2 separate regions of the Homo sapiens genome follow, and region 2 is linked to region 1. A link is a contact called in ENCODE Hi-C or POLR2A ChIA-PET data. All regions are on one chromosome and are shown on one strand. The core of a region is the stretch at or near the end of the contact, and the rest is flanking DNA. Distances in the headings are between cores, read along the strand shown.

Evidence for each region. Hi-C counts contacts between places; a loop is a spot of excess contacts on that map. ChIA-PET counts read pairs that join two places held with the same protein, here RNA polymerase II (POLR2A). Pooled maps may share reads with other maps.
Region 2: a map of CD8-positive, alpha-beta T cell shows a loop between it and region 1 (2.9-fold over the local background). The contact joins the promoter of CD8A here to the promoter of CHMP3-AS1 in region 1. A Hi-C loop is called at or near these places in 2 of 168 maps with a recorded cell type or tissue (both CD8-positive, alpha-beta T cell) and 5 of 50 pooled maps. POLR2A ChIA-PET finds 5 or more read pairs at or near these places in 3 of 52 experiments (CD8-positive, alpha-beta memory T cell, Panc1 and activated B cell).

The regions. Positions count from the first base shown.
Region 1 is chr2:86,558,032-86,564,190 of GRCh38, reverse strand. CHMP3-AS1 (CHMP3 and RNF103 antisense RNA 1) reads right to left here and starts at 2,121. Exons shown (of 6, transcript NR_183901.1): 1 at 1,944-2,121; 2 at 1,271-1,345; 3 at 792-923; 4 at 409-503; 5 at 51-214. All of the region lies in intron 3 of RNF103-CHMP3 (RNF103-CHMP3 readthrough), which reads left to right. It overlaps CHMP3 (charged multivesicular body protein 3), which reads left to right and starts at 748. Exons shown (of 6, transcript NM_016079.4): 1 at 748-887. The coding sequence starts at 843. RefSeq lists enhancers at 373-432, 591-885, 1,043-1,142, 1,153-1,322.
Region 2 is chr2:86,789,656-86,795,922 of GRCh38, reverse strand. CD8A (CD8 subunit alpha) reads left to right here and starts at 5,010. Exons shown (of 6, transcript NM_001768.7): 1 at 5,010-5,146; 2 at 5,242-5,595; 3 at 6,173-6,267. The coding sequence starts at 5,098. LOC105374846 (a long non-coding RNA gene) reads right to left here and starts at 1,946. Exons shown (of 3, transcript XR_940321.3): 1 at 1-1,946. RefSeq lists an enhancer at 5,475-6,267.

The DNA.
Region 1 (6,159 bases), core at 872-3,371:
GTCCCCTTCACCATCCTCGGATGAGTTAATGACAGTAACCATCAGCTCACCGTATAGGCCTAATCAGGAACTGTCCGTGCTAAAATGTGTCTAGTTCTCTTTAGTCAGATTCCTTTGAGAGTGTGATTAAGCTCACGGTCAGTGTGGCGTGTAGGACGGGACACACATGGACAAATGCTAGGCAGGAATCGCCCACGCTGGAAAGGGCGATGGCCTGAAAAAAAACGACCGCAGTTGGGATGGAAAGGGGAGGGTTGAAGTTCAGACATATTGAAGTTAGAATGGTTGGGACTTGGTAAGAGGGGAGAGAGGACGATGCCTAGGGTTTAGTGACCAGGTGATGGTGGTGCAAGCAGAGGGGAGGAGTGGGTTGGCGGGAGGAAAAAGAGGTTATTTTTGGTTTGTCACCTGTGAGTTGCCTACTGGACACAAAGATGAAGCTGTCGGGAAAGTGATGCTAAGTGTACACGTCTGCGTGGAGATCCAGACTTCTGGTGCAACATCTAGGTTTAGGTGAAGTATTAGAAGCAGTTGTAGCCAACAAATTCGTATCTTTCAGAGCAATCATTTCTACACCTTACGAAAAGCACCGAATCCGTGGTCTCCCCCACACAGACATGACCAGAACATGTGCGATGACGTCAGCCTTTTTGACTAGTCTCCCACTCACTCGATTCTGCGCAGGCGTATGGCGCATGCGCAACATCCCCTAGTGCCGCCGCTCCCTACTCTGGGGGTTGGGACTACCTCCTTTTCCGCGGGCCCCGCCCAGGCGGCTGCCCGTGACCTGCCTGGGCGCGGGGAACTGAAAGCCGGAAGGGGCAAGACGGGTTCAGTTCGTCATGGGGCTGTTTGGAAAGACCCAGGAGAAGCCGCCCAAAGAACTGGTAAGGGCTACGGCGGCGGCAGATAAGCGGGTGGATCTGTGTGGGGCGTAGTGAAGTTGGTAAATGACAGGACACTCTTCTCCCCACCGCCTGCCCGATACCGCCCGGCCCCCATTTCCGGGGACTCCCACTCGACAGGGGGGCCGGAGGAAGAGTCTTTAGGAGTCGGCTGTGGGACGCGAGAGCTCCTGGTGCCATGGCTCTCGAACAGGTAGCCGAGGGTGGATGAAGAGTTTCTCCACCTCGCCACTGAGCGCGTAGGCAGCGACACCGTCCTGGCCTCGGAAACCTCTTCCCCCTGCGCGCGTTGGTACGACCCGCCCGGAACCTTTTCCCAGCGTAGGCCCCACCCCTCCAGCCCGGCTGCGGACCACCCGGAGAACCTTCTCCTGCCCGAAGCGTTGTTTGGAGCGGGCCGGGTCGCGTCTGCCGGAGGAGCCGTCTGTTCTCCGTCCTCCCTGTTGTGTTGAAAAAGAGGCTCAGTTTCCTCTTTCCCCAGCCCTTGTGTTGACCCTAGGCACATACCGTAGCGGGGCAGGGACTCGACCCAGAAGAATGTTACAGAAGATAGCTCTGGACCCGGCTTCGAACTCTCGTTACCTATTAATTGAGATAATATTGGGAGGCAAACAGTTGAAAATGCCCTGCAGTCAGTCAACCTAAGTTTGAATCCTGCCTTCCCACATCTCAGCTCTGTGATCTCTGGAAAGTTCACTTCTCAGTGCCTTCTCGACTGTGAAGCCAGAATAATAGTAGTGTCACCTCAGAGTAATTGAAGATTCAGGGATGTAAAGTTTTCATATTGGTAGTTAGGGCTAATTCTTTAAATACGGCACAGCTTTGCTACTCAAATGCCAACCAGCAGCATCAACATCACCTGGGAGCTTGTTAAATCTCGGACACCACTCCAGACCCACTGAGTCAGATTTTGAATTCTGACAAGCTCCCTAATGATTAGTGTGCACATCAGTGCTTTGAGAAGCACTGCTCTGCAACACCTAGGCTTGTCCATAATGGAAAAAAAAAATCCTGAAATCCTTTAATAAATGATCTTACCTGTTCAGCTCTAGCAGGCACATTTTAAAAACTAATCTTATGCATCTTGCAATTCCTGGCACATAATGTGCGTTAATGTAAATTTGTTGTTGTTGTTGTTAAAGGCCCTAGAACAGTAGACACTCATTATTTTCGTCAGGAAACTTACTCAGTTTTGCTCCTTGGTAAAATAAAAATTGTGGCGCTTAAATGAAATAACGGTATAACATCACTTTGGAAACTATAGAACATTATATAGATGCACATTTTGTGACATCTGTATATTCTAAGATTCTTGTTATTGTAGAAGTGTGGTAGGGAGAGATTATTTGTTGTCTTCAGTGTTTGGCCTTGGCATTGCCATTCGTAAATTGAGATAAGATTATGGAGAAGCAAAAAAGATGCTGGGGAAATGGTTGCTTTATTGTTTAAACTAGTCTCTAGTATATGTACTACTATACTACTCTAGTATATTGTACACTTAGATTGTTTTTAAATGATAAATTGCTAAGAACACGATATTGGTACACTCTTCAGTAGGGTAATCTACCTGAGAAAGCTGATTGACACTGGAAAATGGCAGGGTTGATGCATGAGATTGGTTTTTAAAACTATGCTTGCCAGAGCCGAACAGGTAAGATCATTTATTGAATAAAAAATTTTAGTTGTTTTTCCCCCCATTATGGACAAGTCTGGGTATTGTAGAGCAGTGCTTCTCAAGCATTAGTGTGCACACTAATCATTAGGGATCTTGTCAGAATTCAAAATCTGATTCAGTAGGTCTTGGATAGGGTCTGAGATTTCTAATAAGCTCCCAGGTGATGTTGATGCTGCTGGTCTACACTTGAGTAGCAAGATTGTAGAGTGAATTAAGATTAGCCCTAACTACCACCACCTTTAGCTAACATATTGAACCAGGCATTGTGTTAAGCACTCTGCAATGTTATGAGGTAGGAACTGTTATTGTCTCCACTTTACAGGTGGCAACTGAGGCATACAGTATTTAGGTAATTTGCCCAAGGTCATACAGTTTGTGAATTACAGCACCAGAGGTTATGTATTCTAAGGCCTATACTTAGAATTATCATGCCATTTATACTACCTCCCAAAGAGGGATTATAAAGGTGAAATAAGAAGCCAAAGAACTTAACTTCTAGCAAGTAAGATAAACATTTTAAGAGCTGGTTTGGATAGGGCACCTGATATGGTTTGGATCTGTGTCCCCGCCAAATCTCATGTCAAATTGTCATCCCCAGTGTTGGAGGTGGGACCTAGTATGAGGTGATTGGATCATGGGAGCAGATTTCCCATGAGTGGTTTAGCACTATCACCTTTGGTACTGTCCTTGAGATAGTGAGTTCTCATGAGATCTGGTTGTTTAAAAGTGTGTAGCACCTTCTCCCTCATTCTCTCTTGCTCCTGCCATGTAAGATGCCTATTTCTTTGCCTTCCCCCATGATTGGAAGCTTCCTGAGGCCTCCCCAAAAGCAGAAGCTGCTGTGCTTCCCGTACAGTCTGCAGAACTGTGAGCCAGTTAAACCTCTTTTCTTTTTTTTTTTTTTAAATTATACTTTAAGTTCTGGGTTACATGTGCAGAACGTGCAGTTTTGTTACATATATACACGTGCTGTGGTGGTTTGCTGCACCCATCAACTGGTCACCTACATTAGGTATTTTTGCTAATGTTATCCCTCCCCAACCCCCAACCCCTGACAGGCCCCGGTGTGTGATGATCCCCTCCCTGTGTCCATATGTTCTCATTGTTCAATTCCCACTTATGAGTGAGAACATGCGGTGTTCGGTTTTCTGATCTTGTGATAGTTTGCTGAGAATGATGGTTTCCAGCTTCATCCATGTCCCTGCAAAGGACGTGAACTCATCCTTTTTTATGGCTTCATAGTATTCCATGGTGCCACATTTTCTTAATCCAGTCTATGATTGATGGACATTTGGGTTGGTTCCAAGTCTTTGCTATTGTGAATAGTGCTGCAATAATTTTTTTTTTTTGAGATGGAGTCTCGCTCTGTCGCCCAGGCAGTGCAGTGGCGCGATCTCAGCTCACTGCAACCTCCGCCTCCTGGGTTCAAGGGATTCTCCTGCCTCAGTCTCCTGAGTAGCTGGGACTACAGGCCCGTGCCACCACATCTGGCTAATTTTTTGTGTGTTTAGTAGAGACAGAGTTTCACCGTGTTAGCCAGGATGGTCTTGATCTCCTGACCTCGTGATCTGCCCGCCTTGGCCTCCGAAAGTCTGGGATTACAGGTGTAAGCCACCGCGCCCGGCCCTCTTTTCTTTTTATGAATTACGCAGTCTCAGGTATTTCTTTATAGCAATGTAAGAACCGACTAATACAGTACCACATACACAGGTATAGGAGTTCAGTGGTTGGAGTGATTATCTCCAGGCTGAGATGATCAGAAACAGTTTGACCTTTCACTGTCATGTGTTCCATCCTCTTCCTGCCTATGAATGGGTTCTTGACTATTTAGTAGGATTTTTAGTGTTAGATTATCCACTTTATCTGGTGCTGGAGATACCCTGCCCAAGGTTTTCTTCAAGTTCCTCCTCAGTTCTTCAAGGTACCCATTCAGTTTTGATATGTTTTAGTTTGTTAGAAGAATGTCCATCCACTTTAGGGTCAGCTTCTACCAAGTGCCAGGCTTTCTCTCACACCTGTGACTTGTGAACAAAGAAAGTGTTTTGTCACCAGCTGTGGTTACTTAGCATTAGTCTGTAATTCAAGAAGGTGCCAATAAAGCAGGGATGGTGTATTAGTCAGGGTTTTCCAGAGAAGTAGAACCAATAGGATGGATGGATAGATAGGTAGTTGAGAGGGAATTTAATATGGAAATTGACTGGGGATTATGAAGGCTGAGAAGTACTATCATATGCTGTCTGTAAGCTGGAGACCCAGAGAAGCCAGTGGTGTAGCTCAGTCCAGGGTTGAAGGCCGGAGAACCTAGTGAGTTGGGGTAGCACTGATGGAAGTCCCAGAGTCCAGAGAGTAGAGAACCTACAGTTCTGATGTCTAAGAGCAGGAGACGGGTATCCCAGATGCAGAAGAGAGCAAGAATTTGCCTTTCTTCTGCCTTTTTGTTATGTCCAGACCCTCAACTGATTGGATGGTGCCCACTTACATTGGGTGGGGGCTGATCTTCTTTAGTTCACTGATTGAAATGCCAATCTCTTCCAGAAACACCCTCATAGACATATTCAGAAATAGTGCTTTACCAGCTATCTGGGTATCCCTCAACCCAGCTGAGGAGATACCTAAAATTAACCATCACAGATGGGAAATACTTTTTTCTCTGTAGAACTGCTGATGCACTGATAAAGTATTGAGAGCTGTGTATGAATAAGAAGCCAAGTAATGTTAGTTTGGCTTTTTTTTTTTTTTTCTTTTAAGGGAGAAAGAAAATACTTAAGAGGCCAAGTGAAGGAAATTTTCAAAGATAAGAAAATGTTGGCAGAAATGGAAGGGGCATTAGAGAGAGAGGGAATTGACTAAATGCTGTAGTCTCAGCTGGGCAGTTTTTGAGTTGGGATAAACTTACAAGACAGCTCCTTCTGTTGGGGGCTGAAAGATGCAGGCAGGTGGGTCTGGGTCCTGGCACAGGATAAGCAGAGGCCAGGTGTAGTCATATCACACCATCATGGTTGTCACACATGGTACCATTTAGGCCATGGTGACAGGTCAATTCGGGCAAGTAAGATACATTATGGGTGGTATCTCCAGAGCTCTGATATAATATGCAGCGTGCAGTGGGTGCTAAGTAAATATTTGTTAAATGATGAGTGAGTATCAGAATAAGGTTTAGTAGGGTTTAAGGTCAGGTAGTCCCAAGATGAGCAATGTTTCAAGGAACTCTCTAGGGAAACATTAACTATGTTAGGAGCCTCTGCAGACTAAAATCTTTGCCCCTGCACAAACTGTGGTGGAGACATTTTAGTGGTGAATCTATTCTGTTTTAAAGGATGCAAGTAAAGACCAGACTGGGCCTGCTGAGGATGAGGATGCCTTAAAATCCATTTAGAAACCTGTAACAGTCTTGGGGTGGGAATCAGGAGGACATGGAATTCTGCTGGAAAGAGATTCTTCTCTTAGACTTGAGGTTCTGCTGGGAAAATTGTTCTGTCTTACTTAGGGACTTCACTAATTTAGTCTTGGGGTAGAGTGCCCCCTTCCATGGCATCAGAATTCTTAAATCATATGACTTATGTTCTTAGACTGGGTCAT
Region 2 (6,267 bases), core at 3,761-6,260, 230 kb before region 1:
CTTTTTTATGTATACTTTGAATTTCGAGTGTGTGTGCAGGGTTATCTTGAATAGAAATTTTTGAAAATCTCTTCCTCTCTTTACTCTCTCTTTTCCTGAGTTTTTTAAAGTAGCCTCTGACTTTCCAGGGCCCACAGTCAGAACTAGGCCTTACATGGGTGGCTGTGGGCTCTCTTTCAATCAAGAGAAAATCAGATCCAAATCCCTGTTTCAAGCAGAGAGCCTGGCTCCAGCCTTCCTCTATAGGCAAAGCACTGTGAAACTCTGTTAGCTGAAGGAGTCAAACTCTTGGTGCCTCTACACTAAGAACAGACCCTCAAGACCCAGGCCCAAGAATGGTTTGCTAAGAACAGATCCCAGCAAGCCAGCCCCTGATTCCAGCCATTGTCCTGCAACTACATCCTTGAAGACGTTTATCTTGCTTTTGAGTACATCTGCCTTCTCCCCTTCCTCCTCTTCTTTTGTTTTTAACTATACCATTGCTATATGTTAAAGCATGGTATCAGCTGATCTTGATCAGACATATCAAATGCCTCATTCTAAACAACCTCTCTCCTAATTCTTCCTTTATCTTCAAACCCAACTATATGTGAAGCCTTTCCTGACCACTCTTACTTGGAATGAACTATCTAAGCCTCCTCTGGTCTGCTGTACCCTACTTCTACCTTCCTTTAGCTTTTACTGAGCAAGAATTTCTTGAGTGTGTGCCACTCAAGTGTGTGCCAAGCCCTCTGTTTGGCACCCTGGTGTAAACATGAGAGGGACAAGGCTCCTTCCTCAAGGGACCAAGGGTTTGGTTGTCAAGCTGGACAGGCAAACAAACCATTGTGCTCCAGTCTGCAGATACCCAAGGTCCGGGTGACACAGAGAAGAGAAGGATGTGGTCTGTACTGTCTGGGAGTGGGAGGGGGAAGGAGCTAAACCCCACAGGAAGGAGATGCTTGAGCTGGGTCTTAAGGGAGAGGAGTTTGGTAAGCAGAGAGCAGAGGTGAGAACATTCTTGGCTGAGGGAATAGCATGTTTAATGGCTCTGAAGTGGAAAGGACTAGGGTCCGCTTGAGAAATGAGAGATGCGGAACCTAGGAGGAGTGAAGAAGGTGACAGACAAGAGGACAGAGACTATGAAACCAAGTGTGCAGGGCCTCACAGGCAACATTAGGGATCCCCGACATTCTACTAGGGACACCAGGAAGTCCTTTCAGGTTGAAGCAGGGGGTTGGCATGATGAGATTTTCTCTAGAAGGGACCAGAGCAGAAATGGGGTTGGCCAGTTAAGAGGCCATTGCAAAAGTCCAGGAAAGAAGGACAGCAGCTAGATGAACTTGGGGAACTCGGGGTGGAGGAAAAGAAAGGTGACAGAAGTGAGGCCAAATTGATTGGTATTTCCAATTAAGATAAAACAAGCCCTGATAACTCTAGAGTTTCTAGCCCTGGACAAGCTAACTCCTTCCAAGAACAGTAACATCTCCATAGACCTGAATTGGCGATGGGGACACAGCAGGCAATTTCCCAGCCATGATTCCAAGTTGTCCCTGCAGTTCATGTCTTAGGAGCAGTGGCACAGAACCCTGATGGATTTCCTACCACTGCTCTGCCCGGTTTTGCATTTTGAATATGTCTTTAATCTACATTAAAGTTTTCCATTTCCATGGACCAGTTTAAATCAGCATAGAAACTGGTTACTATCTTACTCTATCTACTTCTGGATATTTTTTTAAATAAGGGGCTTGCTTAAAGGAGTGCAGTCATTCACATTTCTTCATGCCATCCCAAGTCAGTGCTACAGTGTGGGGTTTGGGAACTTACCTGGCAGTGATGGACAGGCCCAACCCAGCCCTCTGCACACCTGGTCTACAGAAAGTTTCTCCAGAACTTGTGCAATTGCATCTGTTCTGCCACTGCAAGGCGGATGTCATTGTGGTCACATCGAAAATCCACCACGTTCTGCAAAAAATATCACTGGGGTCACAAAGCCTCCTTGATGGGTTTGACATGTTGCCTTATCCTCCCCACCCCAACCCCCATGGTGCTCTGTACAAAGGGGCTGCCACCCCACTGGCTGACACTTTTCTGAGCTGCAGGGCTAGAAGGCCCCCAAGCTGATTTCCGTGAGACTAAGATGGAACTAGTCTATTTTAAAGCAGTACACCCCCAAATCTGGCCATCATCACACTCAGGGGCCTGATTCTCAAGATCCAAATAGGTGGAGGTTGACTCTGGCCCCCTCAGTGCTTCCACCACTGGGCAAGTGCAGTTTCGTGTCTAGCCATCTTCCTTACCACCCTGTTGATTGTAGCCTTTGGCCAGCAGGGCCATTTGACACTCCTGATACAGTGCTGGTGGTGCTGAGCAAAATGGCAAACTACCATCTACAGCAAGAATTGATGTGTTGGTGGCCTGTCTGGACTTGATTGCTTCCTTGTCTCCCTCATTCATGTGAGTTGAGGGACAGCACTGTGTCTACACAGCGAGGGACCCTCATACCATGCACACACACACACACATGCATACATCGATAGGCCAGTTATAACCATCATTGTAAAGGTGTTTTCTTCCCCAACTCCCTCATCTCCCATTTGAAAAAGCTGCAGGTACTGGTGCAAGCCCTCAGTGATACAGATACATTATATCTACCACAGCCTTGCTAGTGTTGCAATAATGAGAAATCGCCTAAATGTCCACTAACAGCAGAATTAAATTATGGAACACCCATATATAATGCACCCATTTATAAGAATGGGGTGGATCTTCATCTGCTGAACGCTCTCCTTCTACTGTGAAACAAGATAGGTTGCAAAAAAATATTTATCTCATACAATCCCATGTGTCTAAGATGATGTATAAACATCTGTTTATGTACAGATAATATCTAAGGGACACATTCAACTGTAACAGTGGTTTTCTGTGGGGAGCAGGTGACAGTGAGGAGAGTTGAGACAGGGAACTTTGTGTTTGTTTTCGTACAAGAATATATTGCACTGTTGTCACTTAAAAGACATTTTTAAAAATTTCTGAATATAAAATGTTACATGTTCCATGCTAGAATAAGCATCTTGGATGCTTTGAGGGAGCTGGAAGGAGGTACTGAAATCAAAATAATTAAAAAAAAAAAAAAAAGCCCATCCAGGCCCTGATATGGTGGCTCACACCTGTAATCTCAACACTTTGGAGGCCAAGGCGGGGCAAAGCGCCTGACCTCGGGCATTGGAGACCAGCCTGGGCAACATGGTGAAACCCCATCTCTACCAAAAATACAAAAAATTAGCTGGGCATGGTGGTGTGCTCCTGTGGTCCCAGCTACTTGGGAGGCTGAGGTGGAAGGATCACTTGAGCCTGGGAGGTAGAGGCTGCAGTGAGCCGAGGTGGTGCCACACTGCACTCCAGCCTGGGCAACACAGCCAGACCCCATCTCAAAAAAAAAAATAGCAACAACGACAAAGAACCCATCCAACACTTAAGTTTGTACTTCACAAGGACAAGGAGAATGCAGTTCAACAAGCACAGCTCAGCCCATGCTGTGTTTCTGGGGATGGAGGACACATCATGAAGTCTCGGCATGGTCCTCGCCCAGCAGAACTAATGGGTGGGGCAGACACATGGAACACAGAATGCCAGGTGTCTTGTCTCTAGGATCAAGCAGTAGCAATGTGAGGTGCAGCCACTATGGGATTCAAAGTGGAAAGACTCAGAAACCCTGAAGAAATGGGAAGAGGGCATGCCACTGGAGCTGGAAGGTTTCAGGACAGCAACAGTCAAAAAGGAAAGATGAGCCTGTAGTCCCAGCTACTCAGGGGGCTGGGGTGGGAGGATCACTGGAGCTCAGGAGTCCCAAGGCCAGCCTGAGCAAAACAGCGAGACTCCAGTCTTTTTTATTTTATTTTATTTTTTAAAGAAACAAAAAGGAAGGGGACACACATGTGTTAGGGACAGAAAAGAGAAAACCGCCTCTACCCAAGCATTCACCCACATCACCCACACCTCCCTGCAGAGCACCCAGAGCTGGGGGTGAAAGAAATGAGGTCCAAATGAGACAGCACAGGAGCTGCCTCCAGGGCTTAAACAGACCAGCATTCCAGGCCGAGGGACCGCAAGTGCAAGGGCGTGAAAGCACAGAGCGCAGGGGTTGAATGACTTCAAGCCTGTGAAGCTGCAGCTGCAGGTGTATGGGAAAGGCAGGGCAGGGGGCTGTGCGGAGGCTGGGAGGAGCCAGCACCCAAGGGCTGGTCAACCAAGCTGGGGGTTGAATTTCCATCCAGCAATGCAGGCCATGGGAGGCTGCAGCAGTGACGCTGTCAGATCCCCTTTGTGAGAATAATAATTTTTATAACAACGTGGCTGGAGGACTGATCAGGAGAGAGACTGGTGTGAATTGAAGGCTGTTGCAATGGCTCCAAGAAGAGATGAGGCTGTGTGGTGAGTTTAGCCGCTGGATGAAAGGCCGGAAGAATGAGGTCAGCAGCGCACTGACACCGACACCCAAAGCTTCGGCTGCTGCCGCTCTCATGGAAATCTCCTGGGGGAAGGGAGAGGGTCCTTCCTCGGTGAAAACTGGGGCTGCTCTAGCGAGTTCCTCAGAAGCGGGCAGGTCGCTAGTTCCTCTTCCTTTTCAGCCCTCAGTGCCCATTTTGCCAATAAAAAGTCCCAAGGTGACAGTACAAGAGACGCCTTTAGTGAAGGCAAAGGAAGGGACACTCCCCTCCTTTGCTGCCTACTCTCGCCCTCACTTCTTGAAATCTTTGGTCTCCCTTCACCCACTCTGTCACTCTCACAAGACAACCATTTCCAAGGACTATTTCCAAGCCCTTTTCCTCATCCCCAAACCCGCAGTTTTCAGCTGCCCCCAGTTGCCTGGCCAGGCTGCCTCGACGGCCCTATTCACGGGCCCCAGCCTCCTCGCCGGGCTGGAAGGCGACAACCGCGAAAAGGAGGGTGACTCTCCTCGGCGGGGGCTTCGGGTGACATCACATCCTCCAAATGCGAAATCAGGCTCCGGGCCGGCCGAAGGGCGCAACTTTCCCCCCTCGGCGCCCCACCGGCTCCCGCGCGCCTCCCCTCGCGCCCGAGCTTCGAGCCAAGCAGCGTCCTGGGGAGCGCGTCATGGCCTTACCAGTGACCGCCTTGCTCCTGCCGCTGGCCTTGCTGCTCCGTGAGTTTGAGACGCCCGGGAAGGCAGGGGATGGGGCGGGCGGGGGGCGGGGGGCGCGGGACTGCGGGCTCAGCCTCGCTGCTTGCCGCCTGCAGACGCCGCCAGGCCGAGCCAGTTCCGGGTGTCGCCGCTGGATCGGACCTGGAACCTGGGCGAGACAGTGGAGCTGAAGTGCCAGGTGCTGCTGTCCAACCCGACGTCGGGCTGCTCGTGGCTCTTCCAGCCGCGCGGCGCCGCCGCCAGTCCCACCTTCCTCCTATACCTCTCCCAAAACAAGCCCAAGGCGGCCGAGGGGCTGGACACCCAGCGGTTCTCGGGCAAGAGGTTGGGGGACACCTTCGTCCTCACCCTGAGCGACTTCCGCCGAGAGAACGAGGGCTACTATTTCTGCTCGGCCCTGAGCAACTCCATCATGTACTTCAGCCACTTCGTGCCGGTCTTCCTGCCAGGTCCGCGCGCCGGGTTGCGGCACCTCTCCGCGTGGGGCTTGGGGTTCACCTCAACCTGTTTTCCACACCTGGGCCCTGCTTTCAAGCCTCTTAGCGCACCTGGAAGCGACTTAGATACTGTTCCCATTTCACAGACACAGCAAACTGAGGCTAACGCGAGGCTGAGTAGGGACTGGGGATGGCTTTTTACGTCCGGCCGATCTGGACTCGAGTTCGGATTCTTGTGTGATTCTGGGCAAATGACTTAAATTATCTGCGCCTCCGTTTGCTCGTGGGTAAAATGCGGACAGCAATCAACCCGCGCTCCAGGGTTGCTGGTTCAGCCCGGGAGAGAGGCCAGGTGCAGGGGAGCTGGCTCCTGCGCTCCGGCTCTGGGCGCCGGGTGCGCTGGGCTGAGCCGAGGCCCGAGCACAGGGGTCCGCGCGCATCCCGGGGTCCCCATCCTGTCTCCTCTGCTATCCCTTCTCCCAGGAAAACCGGGGGGAGGCGTCCCCGTGGGGAAAGGTGCGCGAGGCCGGGGCTGGGGCGCCTCCATAACCCCAGCCTGGCCCCCAACCACGCTCTGTTGCTCTTGCAGCGAAGCCCACCACGACGCCAGCGCCGCGACCACCAACACCGGCGCCCACCATCGCGTCGCAGCCCCTGTCCCTGCGCCCAGAGGCGTGCCGGCCA